2 separate regions of the Mus musculus genome follow, and region 2 is linked to region 1. A link is a loop called in an ENCODE intact Hi-C map of the cell type or tissue named here. Cell type or tissue: heart. All regions are shown on one strand.

Region 1 (8,000 bases):
ATTTAAGGGGATTTAACCCGGCTAGTGTAAAAGTGTAAAGACACGGCCAGGATTTAAATGAACTTTGGTCTAGGGCCGCCAGAGACTCTTTAAAATACTTGAAACATAAAGGTGAAGTTATTCAAAATAAACGCATTAGTGACTCTTACATTTATCGCAGGCTACTGACATCTGGAATAGTCCATTTTCCCCTCTTTTAGAAGTCAGTTACTTTAGACATGTCCCGTATTTTGTTTGTTTGTTTGTTTGTTTTTGTTTTAGAAGCTCCACAAAATCGACTGAACAACTGTAGGCTCTGAGCTATACGGTCTGGGCGAAATAGGATTTCGCCAGGCAAATATGCTTTTCTTTTTTAAATGTGATTAAGCACCTGTTTGTGAAAGGCCTCTCGTTTCCCTCCTTATAATTATTCGTAGTGGCAATTGCTGATAATTAATGAAGCAGAGTGCTTTCCTTGTTCTAAGCTTGATAGAGAGCCTTATGTGGCCTTTCAGGGCTTACTCAAGTATAAATTTAATTACATGTGCGCTCCTTGCATCCTCGTGTTCACAGACAGTACAAGCTTAAAGCATCTTGTGTTTCTAACTTTCTAAGACAATGAATCACAGGCTGACCTAGGCGTAGGCCGAGCTGTTCAGCTCCCCTCACTTGCCAAGACAAGACACTCCAACTGAAAGGAAGATGTCCTTCAGCCTCCCTCCTTACAGCAAAAGAATTGAATTTCACCATTGTATCAAGATAATCAAATCCATTACCCTGATCTGACAGAAAGAAGTCCTTGCTGGCTGAAAATTTTAATCTATTAAGATTCAGACGAGGGCCTGGGGTTGAGCACTGTTAGGCAAGTACTTACCTAACATAAACAAACAAAAAGGCTTGGGTTCAGTCCCCTGCACTGCATTAAGCAGCTGTGGGAGGCCCACGTGTAAGCCCAGCACTGGGGAGGCAGAGGCAGGAAAGTCAGAAGTTCCAGGTCAAGGTTAGCTGTATGGTTAGTTTAAGACCACACCCTACCCCACAGGAGACCCTGTCCTTAAAATATTTTAAAAAGCAAATTGGTATCTAAAAGTTATCATATTAAAGATGATATAGGGGAAATGCTGACTTTCTAATATAAAAATTAATACAAGTAGAAAGAGTACTTCTTTCTTGGTGACAATTATTCCAATTCTAGTGATTGTAGCATTTCTGCTGTTTAGATTGTGCTCAGTGTTTCTGTCGGAGGCACTAAGTATCCATGGTCCTCTTGGTCAGTTTGAATCAACATCTCACTGCTAGTTTCTTGAAAACAATGATGATTCTCCCCACCACTTCAGCTTATCAAAGTAACACACACACACACACACACACACACACACAAAGAAATAGCAAGAAGCAAATGATGCAGCGGGTGATGCTGTTGCCTTGACTCAGGATCTTCATGGGGCCACGGCTTCTTTGTTCTGGGTCTCTTCATGGTAGGCTGCAAGGCTGCTCTTGCCCCTTTCCCTTTCTCTGATCTTCACGCACAGCTCTTCCAGTGTTCAGGGAACCTCATCAATGGACCAATGGGTGGTGGCTAGTGAAATGGTTTCTATAGGTAGTTTTTGCTTTCCCTAGGCTTCTATTTAATCAGCTACAGAGGAGTTGCAAGCCCAGCACTAGGGTGGCTTGCTGGCTCATTTGAGAAATGTTGAGTTCTCTGGTGAAAATTCCCGAACCTCCTATTTCAGAGGCTCTTTTAAGGTTACCACCTTTATTTGATGCTGGAGCAGAGAGTTTTCGGTGGATGGTAAGGTGAGCTCATAGATCAGTTTAATGTGGGAAAGCATGCATCATGGCACAGGTACAATCTTGTACCGTGTTATCAAAGAAGGGGGCCATATTGCTATTTCAAGAGAGTAAGTCCCCATGGGAGATGCTTATTATGGTCACCAAGAGAACCTCCCAGGCGAGCAAGGCTACTAGACCACAGAAGAGCTCAGCCAAATTCAGGCAATAACTTACGAAATCTGAATGAGGAAAGCAAGCAAGACCGAGACATTTAGAAACTAGGAAAGCCCTGGACCAAGAAAACTTTAGGATATAGAATTCACATATGCTGCGTGGTAAAATGGGTAATCTCAGCAATGGATAGCTCAGTTTGGTTGGAACTGAGACATGATGGACACACGTGTTGTGGTTAAACGCCCGGACACTCTAATAAGTGAATTCTAATAAGTGATTTCACAACACAGAAAATCTCTTAAGTGGATACATTGACCATGGCCTAGTTATATTGCACAAAACAAATGTAATACATTCATGTTCTGTTTGGTTCAGCAAAGTTAAACAAATAGTAATTTCTTCTAGGCTTAATACATTGGGGGGTTTTTTGTGTCTTTTTGGTTTTGGCTTTTGGTTTTTAGGGCGTTTTGTTTTGTTTTTTTTTAGTAACTTTTGGAAGGAGATCCAAATGAAGTTTTACATTATTGTACAACTCCCACTGCAGGCTACAAAGACAGGATTCGATCAAGGTTTTACCTTCGGGGTCTCAGACCCTTCTTTTCTTCCTCTCAGCTTCGGCTATAGCTAGCAGAAGCCATTTCTAAGCAAGGGATTCAAGCCAGATAGAGCTATCCTGTGCTCCTGTACTCCACACTCCTGAAGTTGGGTGGGCAGGATGCTGGGGGAACCTTCCAGATCACACCTTTCATGAAAAAGTACTTGAAGACAGTCTGACTTCGTTTTCAGGGATATTAATTTGGATATTAGGAATAGTTGTTTATTATTTTTCAAGGGCAACTAGACTGTTCCATTGTTTCACAAAGGAAAAACAGCCCAATATGGTATGCACTGTGATCTCCACCAGATTATTCTCATATGAGAAAAATTGACTATGATAGCACCGTTAGCTTGGGGGTCTGGTTGAAGGAAGGGCTTTGATTGTGAGGACATTCGTCAATTCTGGGAAGCAGACAGCAGTGCTAGAAAATACCATAAAAACAATGAACTGTGTGTAACGTGGATGTTTGCTGCAGGAATTACCCTGCTTCGTGGCTAGAAACGTTAGGGCTTGGTTTCCTGTAAAGCTGACTCTCAGTGTTTTGATAACACGGTGTCCTCATGTCAGTAGTAACAGTAAGGAGTGCAATGGGGCAGTTGAATCATTCAGTTCCTGGGAAGCTTAATTGGAAGTCAGGGCTCCCAGCCAGCACCAGGAGTAATGGGATCTTCACTTCATGATCTCGATAGCTATTAAGAACAAAACAGCAGCATAGCCCTGCTAAGCTCTGCAGAGAGCTGACTTGTCTAGATACCTGAATCGATTGAACAACAACAACAACAAAAATCAAGCTGAAGGAATTCACAAAGGACACTAACAGCATAGGAAGCCTAAACAATTTCGGTGCCCTAGCTGGAAGAGGTGCCATATACCTCAATGTGCAGAGGGTAAAGTCAAGAGATCTGGGGTTAAAGGACATCTTCAGCATTCAGATATCCAGTCCAGCCTGGGCTACACCAACCAGACAAACAAACAGTGATGTATTTTCTTGAAAATACTGTTGTTGGTGTTGTAGCTTCTTTCTTGGAGCTATATGATCGATCACATTTCTCGTGTGGATTTAAGTAGAATAACAAAAATAATTTCCCTCTCCAGTCAAGTGGAAATTTTTAAAGTTCATTTTGTTTATCTGTGATACAGAAATAAGATGAAGAGAAAGAAAATATGACCTTTCTCACTTGTTCCACGAGAACCATATTAATTAACAAAGTCAGACGGCCTCTGCTCTATTTGGATCGCGTCTTAGGAAGACCTGGTTTATAAGCTCACGAAGGTTTGCTTTAAAAAACAAAAAGCAATAAAATAACATGTGTCCATAAATATAATATCTTGTACTTTCAATATCTTAGCTCTGTTAGGAATAAAAACTTCATATAATTTATAGCATACAATCCCCATTACTTTCAGGAGTTGAGCTGGAAGTGGCTCATTTTGAAGTTCTCGGGTACAGAATGTATATTGCAGGGGTAGAATGCTTTTTAAATATGTACCTGAACCACATACACTAGTTTATACTGCTTCTTAGAGCTCAGTAGTAACCGTATACTGTAAAAATAAATACTGTACTGTATTTATGTAAAAATAAATCATTAGGAAGAGCAAAGAGTTGTTTAAGGTCAGTGTGAGTCTTATTAAATATTTTTGTATAAATTCTCTTGTTGAAAATTACATACTGAAAAGCAGCATGGTCATGACGGGTCCAACACATCCTTTTAATCAGAAATTCCCTGCTTCACGTTGTTTATTGATTCCTCAGTATGATATCAGGTAAACTGTCAATTTACAAGTTATTTATATGGACATTTTCTCTCACCAGCTCATTGCCTTCTAAGCCTAGTAGAGCAACAGTATGCAGAGTCAATTCTGTAATTGTGTGTTTAAGAAGTCTAATTATGGAGGGAAAAATAACATAAGAAAAAGCATTACTAAATTACCATGGCAAATATACATATTAGTTTCCAATGATCACTCTTGGTATTACCCATGCCAATAATATTTCTCATTAGTTGAACTTAATAGAGAATCAATACTCCAAAGTCAGGAAATTCTGCTATATAGAAGCTATTATAAAAAACTCCACTGGCAACCTTATTGATTGATGAGTTGATATATTCCTTCCTTCTGTCATAATCTTGTTCACCCAAAGCCAACTTTGCAATGGAAGTTACAATGTTCAGAGCGCTTGGCTTTATGTCTACCAGCTTAGAGTCTACCTGGGGAGAAAGGCCAACGTAGTCCCTTAGAAAGGTTTTGGAGTTTTGAGTGTGGAAATGAACCTCTCTGTGTGCTAAAAAAAAAAAAAACAAAAAACCTGTTGGCTGATTTAGACGCGAACGGGATAATTTTTCCTTAAGCTGAGATTTCACAACCTCAACCGTTCTCATTTTTACTTTGTAGGGGATTGCCTGGCGCAGTGTGGCAAAGAGTGCCACTCTTACTGCTGCGACGGTAGCACGCCCTACTGCTGCTCCTACTACGCCTATATTGGGAACATTCTCTCGTGAGTAAAGGGCAAACCTCACAGTGCGCTTCTTCCTTTGGTCCAGTCACACTTTCAAGAAGCACTATGATATGAGTGCAGACAAGACAGTGAAGATTGGTGCAGTAGAGGGTGGCTCATGCTTATAATGTAATCCCAGCACTGAGCCAGGGGGATTGCCAAGAGTTTAAAGGCAGCCTGAGTAACATAATTATTTTCCATACAGTCTGGAATACTGTGTGAAATTTTGTCACACACATACACACGAATCAAAAGATTGGTTATTGATTTTAAAATGTTCCTAGAGATTTAAATACTCATTAATATCATATTACTTGATAAATATGTAAATTTAAAAATAGCCTTTATTAGAAGAGAGTTTTAAAATGATGTTTTCATTGTTTCTTGTATGTACTATAGTATTTTGTTATGTCGTCTTACTATTGATAAACTCTTGATATCGTCCAGTCTCCTGTATTGAAGGATGTATAAGCTGACATTTGATGTTAAGTCATGGTCAGCTTACTTACCAACCATACCCTAAACTGTCTAATATATCACTAGTTAAGGAAAATGAGGGGTTATAAATAAAGAAAACAATTGTAATATGAAATCTAAGTTATTTATATAATGCATATATGACAACTCAGAAATGAATTTAGAACTTAAGTAAAGGTAGATGTGAGATATAATCACATCCCATACACAGAAATACAGACTGTGTTAAGTAGATTCCCCCATATTGGATTAAAAATGTATTTAATTGCTGCTTCTGACCAAAGGACAACGGGAGGGATGCCTGCCTTTGGGCTGAAAGTCTCTAATTTTGTATTTCTGCTAAATCTATGTAAGTGTGGGCTTGCAGGTCCTCTGCGCATAGAGCTGAGGAGTGAAAAGCAGGAAGTGGTAGAAAAGGTCACCCTGCAGTCGGAGCCTCCTGTGACACAGCTATGCTGCAGGTCCAGCCTCTGCTCTACCCTGCTTTCCCTCTCCATATGCGTATGGCTGAGTGGAAACTCTTCCATTCCTAGGTAGCTCAGCTCAGCTTCTGCCTCCTGAAGGCTCAGGAGGAAACAGGATGTGTAAGGCTTGTTCTGAGCGACCCAGCTGCTCCAAAAACATGCCCATTGAGAAGCCTGGCAACAAAGTCCTCTGTTTCTCCAAAGGGAAATCTAAAAGGGAAATCTATCACCAAAAAAACTTTCAAGAATCCACGCTAGACCTGATAATACAATTCTGTTTGACTGTATATCATTCGCCAACAATCTGGCTTGGGATACTCTTAAAGACTATGAGCTATGGAAGAAATGCCAGGATGGAATTTTAAAAATGAATGATGCATTGATTTTAAATGGAGAGTAAATATTCAATGAAATATAAACTAAGTAAATTTTCTACATTTTCCCTTATGGAGGATTCAGTGGCAAAGCAACTAATTGCCAATCAGCATATGTTTTCACAGGAATGGGATAACTCAAATATCTATAATGACTTTTATGATTGTAGATAGCTATACAGACTATAAGATAGTTAAAAGCTTCTGAATAATAAATTATATTTTTAATGATTTCTTAATGTCTTATGCTACTACTGCTCCAGTGTATGTGTGAGTGGAACCAGTCATGGTTATGAATGAGCAAACTTGGGATTTTTTGGTCCTGTGCCCTTGATGTCACTAAATGTAGTGACACTCACTAAATGTCAGTATGTACGGTGCCCAGTTTATTAACTTACCACCCTGTCTCAGTGGGAACTAAATATTGTGGCCATAACTATTAACCAGAATATCGTAAATTTTTTTAATGTGAAAATAAGCTTTCTGTGACTTAGATTCAGAAAAAAGGAACGCACCTTTCCGATCAGCACATTAATCGGGGTACTAGTGCCATGTACTTGTTATGCATAAACGGGAAAAGGGAACTGTGTTTTCCAGGGGAAAAGTAAACACAGATGGCATTGTATTTCAGGCAGTTAAAACTGAACTTTCTATCAAAAATAGAAACTTCTGAGTAAAGCTCTTGCTAAACAATTCTTAGGGAAAAAAAAAAAAAACCTTTAAAGTGTTTTTCCCACTGGATGGAGGAGGATACATTTTCAGGATTTCCAGTGATTGTTTAACCTTTGAAAGGAGTTTTCTACTCCACCCAAGACTTTTTTTTTTTCTATTATGTTGAACTAGGTGCAGGGCAACAGGGAAGGGATGGGGGTGGGGGTGGGGGGAGGAGAGGGGATGGGGATGGGGTGTGGGTGGGGTGGGCATCAGTCCTAAGAATGGTCATATGAGTTCTTTTGTGCACATGTTTCCCAATATTGCCGGTTTGGAATTCAAAATCTATACTTCCTTTAGCAAGCCTCTGGGCACATTCTGTTGAATAATTTGAATCATCTTAACAGAAAGTTAAACTTTCTTATGCTATCAGGAAAGAAGCAAAGAAAAGAAAGAAAGAAAGAAAGAAAGAAAGAAAGAAAGAAAGAAAGAAAGAAAGAAAGAAAGAAAGAAAGAAAGGAAGGAAGGAAGGAAGGAAACCAATGGAGATAATAAAATTTAGTCCTGGGTAATTTTATAAATTGGTTTTATCTTGTGGCTTAGTTTCAAAGTAAAAATGCCAACCTTTAGTTTAAAGTGAACTTAAAAAAAATCAGGACAAGCTCAGAAGATAATTGGGCCATTCCGTAATGTCTATAAATCACTTAAAGTGAGGGGTATGGGGCCTCTGTCTATCACTGTAGCAATCACAGCTGAGGGGGGATATGTTGCTTTTTAAAACTTAACACGTGTGTCTGAGTGAGTGAGACGGAGACAGAGACAGAGACAGAGACAGAGACAAAGACAAAGAGAAGTGTGTATTTGCAGTGGGATGTTTAGAGAAAACTTCATCAGTGACATTAGATAAAGGTTTTGAAGGAAGGGTAAAGGTTTACACAAATGAACAGTGAAGGAAAGGAAATTCCTTCGAGACAGAGAGACTCCTGGACACACAGCCAAAGATAGAAGGG
Region 2 (8,000 bases), 260 kb before region 1:
CTACAAATTCCAGCATGAGTTAGGCAGGGGCTCCTGAGGCTCTAGGCATGGGCAGAGGAGCTGGTAATAGTTGATGGGTGCTGGAAGAGGGTGAGTCACGTTTTTTTAGGAGTGTACCCATTGGTAGTTTCTCAATGTCATCTATGTGCATACCACTTATTGTACTCAGTAGGGTCTAAAAGAATTGAAGGGCTTAAAGTGCACGCCTTTAATTGCAGCACTCAGAGGCAGAAGCAGGCAGATCTGAGTTCAAGGTCAGCCTGGTCTACAGAGCAAGTTCTAGGACAGCAATGGCTACACAGAGAAACAAACAAACGAACAAACAAAAAGTCCACTTGGATATGAAAACCTACAACTGTCAATTCTCCCTAAGATAATACATATATAAAAAAAAGACTCTAAATAGAGTGATCCCATAATGAGGAAGAGAAGACAGCTATTAGACTTGCTAACAAGTAAAAAACCCTGGTATTGAGGAATGTGTTATGTCTTGTAGAGTCATCGGCCAAAGTCATTGGTTAAATAAATACCCCCTAAACATTACAGGTACTTCCAAGGCTACAGGTTATCCTCTGTAACCTGACAATAAGTCTCTGTTGCCGAATAACCCACTTGTCTCACTCAACATGGAGAGATAAAGCCAGTACCCGACTAGAGAGAAAAGCCAAAGGGATGTGAAGTGGGCAGCAGGATGTATCGGGGAGGAACTCAAAAATGTTCACCCACTGACACATTTTCCTGATTTATCCATTAATGCTTATGGCAAAATGTTTGTAAAACTCAACAACATTAACTCACAAGTAGTTCGCCATAGCTGATCACTTTAGGAATCTCTCTTTTCTCTCACCTTCCATAGCTTTTCAAAATTGTTTTTTTGGAGTCTTCTTATTTTGCTTCCTCATCCCACATCCCAGTAAGTTTTGCTTTCAGTCAGTGCTGTGTTAGTTCACCATAAGCTGCCTCATATCCCATACAACTAAATTCTCTGCTTTGTTATCTGACACAGTGATGAAAAAATTGTTGCGCCCACCTCGGCCGGCAAGGAGGACACAAACGGTAGGATTCTTCTCAACAGCCTTTATTGCAGGAACGCCTCGATGCTGCTACAGGGACCTTGGGCATCCTGGCAGGTCTGCTTATACACTCTCAGCCCCCATCCACTCACAGCAGGCCACACCACCTCACCAGGCACGCAGCTTCAGCCAATCAGGGCGGCAGGGGCATGTCTCCACCAAATATGGACTTGTTTACACCGCCAGCATCATGGTGCACCTGTGCAGCTCTCACGATGGTCGTGGCTATTTTCAGGTGTATGAGGAAGTCAGGTGCAAGTCATAAGACTTAGCTGCAGTCCCGGGCGCCATCTTGGGACTGCTGCCACACCCGCTCCTCACAAAAAAATCTTACTGACAAATGCCCAACAGTGGATAGATGGAACTCCAGAGTCCACCTCCAGTAGAAAGAAAGACTAGGTTACTAACCTACAGTTAAATTTTCTGATCCAGAATTGTTCCTGTTTAAAAAAAAAAAAAACTGCAGAAACAAAAATGGACAAGAGACTGAAGGAAAGGCCATTCAATGACCAGCCCAACTTGGGATCCATCTCAAGGGAAGGCTCCAAGGCCTGACACTGTTAGTGATGCTATGATGTACTTACAGACAGGAGCCTAGCATGGCTGTCCTCTGAGAGGCCCTACCAGCACACATTAACGTCACCTACCTATTTACAATTGTATACCCTTTTTAAAAGTAGTTTTCATTGTAAGTGTGTACATATGTTTATGTGAATGTAGTGTGCATGCACGTGTGTGTGAGTGTGTGTGTGTGTGTGTGTGTGTTTGCATATATGTGTGCCTTGTTGCTTGTTGCTATGTGCTTGATGGAGACCATGGGATGATGTTAGGCTTCCCAAATTCCTTCCTCACATTATCCTCTTGAGAAAGTGTTTCTTCACTAAATCTGGAGATGGGAAGTGACCAGCAAGCCCCAGCATCCCTTCACTCTCTACCTCCAAAGGCTGAGGTTACGGCTATTTGACTACGTGCAGTTTTCTCCATGAGCTCTGAATTATCTCCATTCTTCTGATCTTTTCAGGCTAAATGTGTGACGTGAAAATAAAGCTAAATGCTTGATACAACAAAATGCATAGGCTGAGACATCACACTGCATCCTCAAAACACGCACAATCATTATGTGTCAAGTAGATGCAATATTTAAAAAATGGGCTTTTTTCTCTGGGCACTATTCCTTGAGATGGTATATGGCATCAAGAGAAATGCTTAGTCAGAATGAAGTCACTACAGTCTGAGGACTCCCAACTGTGTTCTTAGCTCCTTCTTTACTGCATTCAATATCTAATGTTTCCCACATTAGCAGCCTCTCCTGTTGATTACCTTCAATCTGTTACCTTCAGTCTTTGCAAGGTTTGCCATCGTCGATTTTTTCATACAAGGAGTCTGGGGCCCAGTGACAGTCCTAGATCTCTTAAGGTCATAAAGTAAGGAGGTGACAAATTCAGAACATCAGAATTCAAACTCAGATTTATCTCAATCTCCAATCCGGTCGGCAACAAGGGCAGAGAACAGACTCATCCCTATACGTGGACATGGCTCTGTTAATCTTTCCAGACGTGAGCATATGCATCCCCTGATCTGTGTATGTTTGGAAAATGCTGTGGGAGGGGAAGACTGGGAAACAGCATAGGACTTTGCAGACAGCTGAGTGTCAGGGACTCAGAGAAGTCTCCATTTCTCAGCCCTGATGCATTGTCATGGGCCATCTCAGTTCTAAATTTAACTACCAGTTGTCAGTAGGAAGGAGTACTGGCAAATCACAAGTCGTCGTCCGGTACAGGGCCTTACAGGTTTACAGTAAAGTCAGGAGCAAATCTCACTCCCAACACTTTTGGAAACCTGGCTCTCATCTTCTGGCTGTAATAGAAGCTGGGGGATACCTCCGATCTCTGCCTACTCATCAACAAACTGCATGCTTGTTGGTGGTAGTTCAAACGTCCTTCTTCAAAGTCGTGCGTGCCTCCTGATGACTAAGATAATATGCTTTTAACTCCAGTATTCATTAAACTCATGAAATTGTGCTACTATACTTTACCTTAAGCAATAACACATCTTCAAAATATGGCTTTTAAATCACATTGTATTGGGAAGTCACTTACATTTGGGATGATCACACACTGAAGAAGAAAAAAAAAAACTGTCTGGCTAAATCTATTTTAAAATTTGTCTTTTGTTGCCCCCTGGTGGTTGAACATTTTCCTCACCCTGCCCCGCCCCCACTCCACTACCAAACTTTTTTTTTTCCCTCATCCTTTTTAACTTTTTGTTGTGGCCAAGGGAAATACCTTAAACCTGGAAAAGCAATTAAAGCCAGTTCCAAGTGTCAAGTAGCAATTCACACACACGCACACACACACACACACACACACACACACACACACACCAAAACAAAAACCATGCATAGCAAATGAATCAATGATGCTGTAATTCTCTCAATAGATTGCACGTCTGTGATTTCTTTCTCCATTTGAGTTGCACTGAGCTCTCAACTGTGACAAATAAAAGCAGCCAAAGATAATTCTCGTTTTTAAAATATCCTAATAGTATTTGGATTAAGCTAACAAAATCACATGCTTAAAAATTAGCTGCGGGCTTGAAAATGTGTAAATACAAGTAATATTGAAATATTTAAAAATTGGTTTACAGATTCCTTAAAATGGTAAGAGAAATCTGTTACATATCGTTGGAAAGACATAAAACTTTTGCAAATTCCTAGTTTAACTGGAAAAGAAAACCAAATACCATTTGTTGTAGACTATCGCCACCTTGTGGGCTAAGCAAGAGGTACTGAAGCTGGTGACCCTTTTAAGGTGGAATTTTTTTTCTAATATAAAATTCCTTTTTCTAATAAAATAAAATTAATAATTGTAAAAAGAACATAAGTCACAAGTCTGATAATATATTTACTTACCAAAGATTTATATTAAAATACCAAGAGATATTTTATTAAAAATTATGACTGTGGTAGTTTATTTCTGAGATCCCCAGTTTCATACTGAATCATCTTGAACAAGTTAATGAGCCACTTTAAGGCTCCCCTCTGCTATATTTTTCAGGAAAATAAATTAGAAAGATTATACTTCTCTCAGATCTTCCAGTGTACAAATTTGGGGTTGGTAGATACCCTATGTCCAAATGGAATTAATAATTTTTCAGACTTTGATGTTTATTAAACTCACAACCTGCTTAAAATGGATGTTTTCTTTCTGAAATCTCCATTTAGATAAAAAATATTCATTGCTCCAGCGTTGACATTTGTTCCTATGTACTCCAAAGGGAGACTAACGCCAGACGGCTTTTGCATTTCTAATTGGCAGAGCATGTAGTAGGAGTTACAAATCAAAAGCCTTCCATGCTTATGAAATGTGCTCATTAGCTGTTACTGTAGGTGATATTTACACTCAAAGAATCCTAATAGCGCCTCCATATTACCAGACTTCCTCACCTCCATGGCTGCCTGGAGAGTGCTCTCTTTGATAAAGACTTCACGAGAATTATTCTGTGTCTTTAACCTGTGGATCCTTGAGACACGCAAACATGGAAGAAACTCATTGACGTTCACAGTTGATACCCACTTCTTTTACTTCAAACTCTACTTTTTTTTTTTCCCTCCCTTGGGGACTCAGTGTGTAAAAAAAAAAAAAAAAAAAAAAAAAAAAAAACAAGTCTTCTTTTATAAGCTTGAATTTTGTATTTTGAGATGAATGAGTTCAGGTCATCTCAGTAAGTTCCCAAATAAATAACTTCTTGAAGTCTTCCTCTTAAGACGCGTTAAGCTGGTGTTTCTGCAAGCTCATCTATGAAGAAATACACTCTATAGGAAGAAAACCAGAAGTACAAGGGACAGATGTTAGCAGAGCATAGGGATTTCGAGTTGCCGACACAAATCCAGGAGCAAGGGTTTTATAAGTGTAACACTATGCAAGTTACTACAACAACCCAGTGTTTCACCATTGTCTCTCTGGTCAGTAAATGGAACCCCTAAGATCTTGCTTTTTCATTCAGATATTTTCTTTCAATTTACATTTTGCTTATACAGATGGGTATGTGTTATAGGCTTGTGTGCCAAACACACAATGCTGATCTTAATTGTTTTAAAAGTGGATTAGAGACTCTTCTGAATGTGCACTATTTTTTTTTCAGTTTAGTAATTGGCAACTCCAATACTCATGTCTCTGTTGAAGCGATTAAAAAAGAATCATTTCCCAGAACTACAGGTGCACAACAGATTGGAGCCATTATGCAAAAGAACAGAAATCTGGAGAGAAACCCAGAGAATATAAAAGCCATGTTCCTGGCAACCCTTTCCCCTTTAACTCAGTGCCTTTTTTTTTCCAGCTCTATTTGGATACAGAACATGAAATATGAAAAAATTATAATGGATTTGAAGTAACCCATTTGAGATTCGAAATGTACTCCCAAATGAAAATCTCTTTCAATAAGAGCACACGAGAGGCAGAAATGGGCTCACAGCCAAGCTTGCAACTTTAAAAGGTAAAGTCGCCTGCCATGGGAGAGTGGAGAGACTGAAATATACTACACTTTGATTTGAAAATTACATATGTTTCTGGTGGTCCTGCAACTCTTCCTTCCTGCCTCAATTGAAGGAGATCACACATACATTATGGATCTAGTAAGACTTTCATCCCTTGTCCACCTCAAGCATCTTTCATCTCCCTTGCCCACCGGCTTTTATGTTCTACATTCTAAGCAAGGAAGTAAAGGCACGGGTGAATCTGCCCTTGTTTGTATTTGTTCTCACAAGTATCTAACCTTGCTGGTTAGCAAGTGAGAGAGAACAGAGGGGAAAGGAAGCCACACAAACAGGAAAGATTAAAAAAAAAAAAAAAAGTCAGGCAGCATAACAGAAAATGGAAATGCTTCTCAAATAAAGTGGGTCGACCGACCAGGAATGTGGGCTTCGGGAAAGCCCACTTGTGAATCAGGTTCTTAAACAAAAAAGAAAGAGGCCGGACACCCCACAAATGAATGGGCTCCGCTCCTAACTGTGGATGTCAGTGAGAGCTGAAGAAGAGCTGAAGAAAGATGAAGAAACAGAAAGGAAGGAAGACGAACAACATCAAAGTTCCCTGGTGGAAGAGCAAGGTTGCTTGATGTGTTTAGTTCAGCTATCAGTGTGATTTTAAGAAACCAAAATTTGAGAGCGGACTCCTCGGATGAGTGCAATCACCAGGAAGTTGTTAAGAGCTTGGAGGTTGGAGGTTGGGGTAGTCTTGTTTCTCCCAGTCACTCCTCCTCCTCCTCCTCCTCCTCCTCCTCCTCCTCCTCCTCCTCGTCCTCCTCCTTCTTCTTCTTTTAATTCGATATTCCCTGGTGTGGGAAACAAAGTTTTTGTTTGTTTTCATGAAGACTATCTAGAACCCTGGGAAAGTGTCTGCCAGAAACCTTTGGAAGATTGCAAGGGACTGTCTGAGGCCCACAAATTTAGGAAGATCTGGGGAGGAGCAAAGGATTAACCAAGAGCCAACCGGAGCAGCAGTTGGGGGTGGGGCAGCAAGTCGGGAGCCCAGAACTGGGCAGGGCAGGGAGCAAGAGCTAGCTGGTGTGAGCGCGCGGGTCTGCCTGAGGACTTGGGCTGTGGTTCTCAAGCTTGTCCTAATGCCTTTCCGCCAGTGAGAGCATTGTGAACTATTTCCTTCCTCTGGGTCACAGAACCCCTCCCTCTTTCTCAGTTCAGGAGCCTCTCTCGACTTTTTCTTAGGGGCCGGGGTTGGAAGGGCTCAGCTTTTGTGACTTTCGTAACGCGGATGCTGCCTTTCCCTTCCCGGTAGGAAGCGGGGAGGGGGGGGGAGGGGAACTCGGTTTCCTTCCACCCCATCACCCAACCCTCCTTCCCCCCACACCGTTCCCCCCCGCCGCCGCTTTGGACTTGATACTGAAGTGGGGAATCTTAGATGCATCTGTCCGCCTGGCCTGCGGCCTGCAGCAGCTGCTGTTAAGATTTTGGAAGAACGCAGACTAGAAGGGAGTTGCTTCTCCAATGAAGAAGAGAAAGCAGAAATCCCTTTTTTTTTTTTTTTTTTTTTTTTTTTTGTCTCTAGGGAACTAAAGCTGGTTCCAGATAGACTATTCTGGAAAAAGCCAAGATACACACACACACACACACACACACACACACACACACATCGCCCCACCCCCACCCCCCACCCCAGAGGTCTCTAGGTAGGACTTGAGGAAACTGTTAAGGTCGTTCCACGTGGATTTTTAGAATCCAGAGTTGGAGAGGTGCTCTATGAACCACCACCACCACCACCACACACACACACACACACACACTCTCTCTCTCTCTCTCTCTCTCTCTCTCTTCCTCTCTCTTTCTTTTCTCTTCCTGAGAAGCGCAGAATCAACACTTTGCCCAAGAAAAGCTGGGGTAAAGAGAAGGACGCTTTAGCCATGGTGCCCATGGAAACGTAGACGAGACGGAAAAGTAGGGTGCTTTTTAAGAAAAGGCAGCTGTAGCTAATAGCCCACTTTGGGGCAGAAGAGGCTCTGACTAGGGGAGAAAAGGAATGTTGAGGAATCTTTTCAATTCGACCCTCTTTCTTGGAAACTGCAGCCCAGCCGGGGCACAGGAAGGGCGACAGGAAGCAGGGTGGTCCGGGAATCAGCAGCCGAGAGATGAAGTTAAAGGTTCACTCTTTTCCCCAGAGCAGCCAGCGCTGTACAAAGTGCTGGTCCCAGCGCTGTTTCGGCGTCTTACACCCCCAGAGTGACGAGCTGTGGCGTGAGGCCAGGGCGGAGGCTGCCCCCTCCCCCTTCAGGCCCCGAGGCGCAGAGCTCGGTTTAGCACCGACTGAGCTCAGGGGGCGGTGTCGCAGTGTTGGGGGAAGGAGGGGCTCCTATGTGGCTATAAAGGGGCGGCCGGGGCTGCCTGGTCCTTGCACTCGCTAGAAAGCAGCTCCGAGC

What was found. Hi-C counts contacts between places; a loop is a spot of excess contacts. Peaks named below come from ENCODE experiments on the same cell type or tissue, not always from the same donor. Only the 100,000 strongest peaks of a DNase experiment are listed, where the experiment ranks them.
Region 2: it touches region 1 in a loop (2.3-fold over the local background); 3 of 42 quality-filtered maps call a loop at or near these places.

Annotation. Positions count from the first base shown.
Region 1 is chr16:85,541,845-85,549,844 of GRCm38, reverse strand. It overlaps Cyyr1 (cysteine and tyrosine-rich protein 1), which reads left to right. Exons shown (of 4, transcript NM_144853.3): 2 at 4,922-5,024. Among named protein-coding and RNA genes, the nearest start is that of Cyyr1, 4.5 kb to the left of the region's middle. In heart, no CTCF peak of the experiment used is centred here; a DNase peak (open chromatin) is centred at 3,124; H3K4me3 peaks cover 1,031 bases; H3K27ac peaks cover 1,179 bases.
Region 2 is chr16:85,803,088-85,811,087 of GRCm38, reverse strand. Adamts1 (a disintegrin-like and metallopeptidase (reprolysin type) with thrombospondin type 1 motif, 1) reads left to right here and starts at 7,975. Exons shown (of 9, transcript NM_009621.5): 1 at 7,975-8,000. In heart, CTCF peaks have their summits at 3,239 (motif pointing left), 3,844 (motif pointing left) and 7,884 (motif pointing left); DNase peaks (open chromatin) are centred at 3,267, 6,657 and 7,887; H3K4me3 peaks cover 1,927 bases; H3K27ac peaks cover 2,633 bases.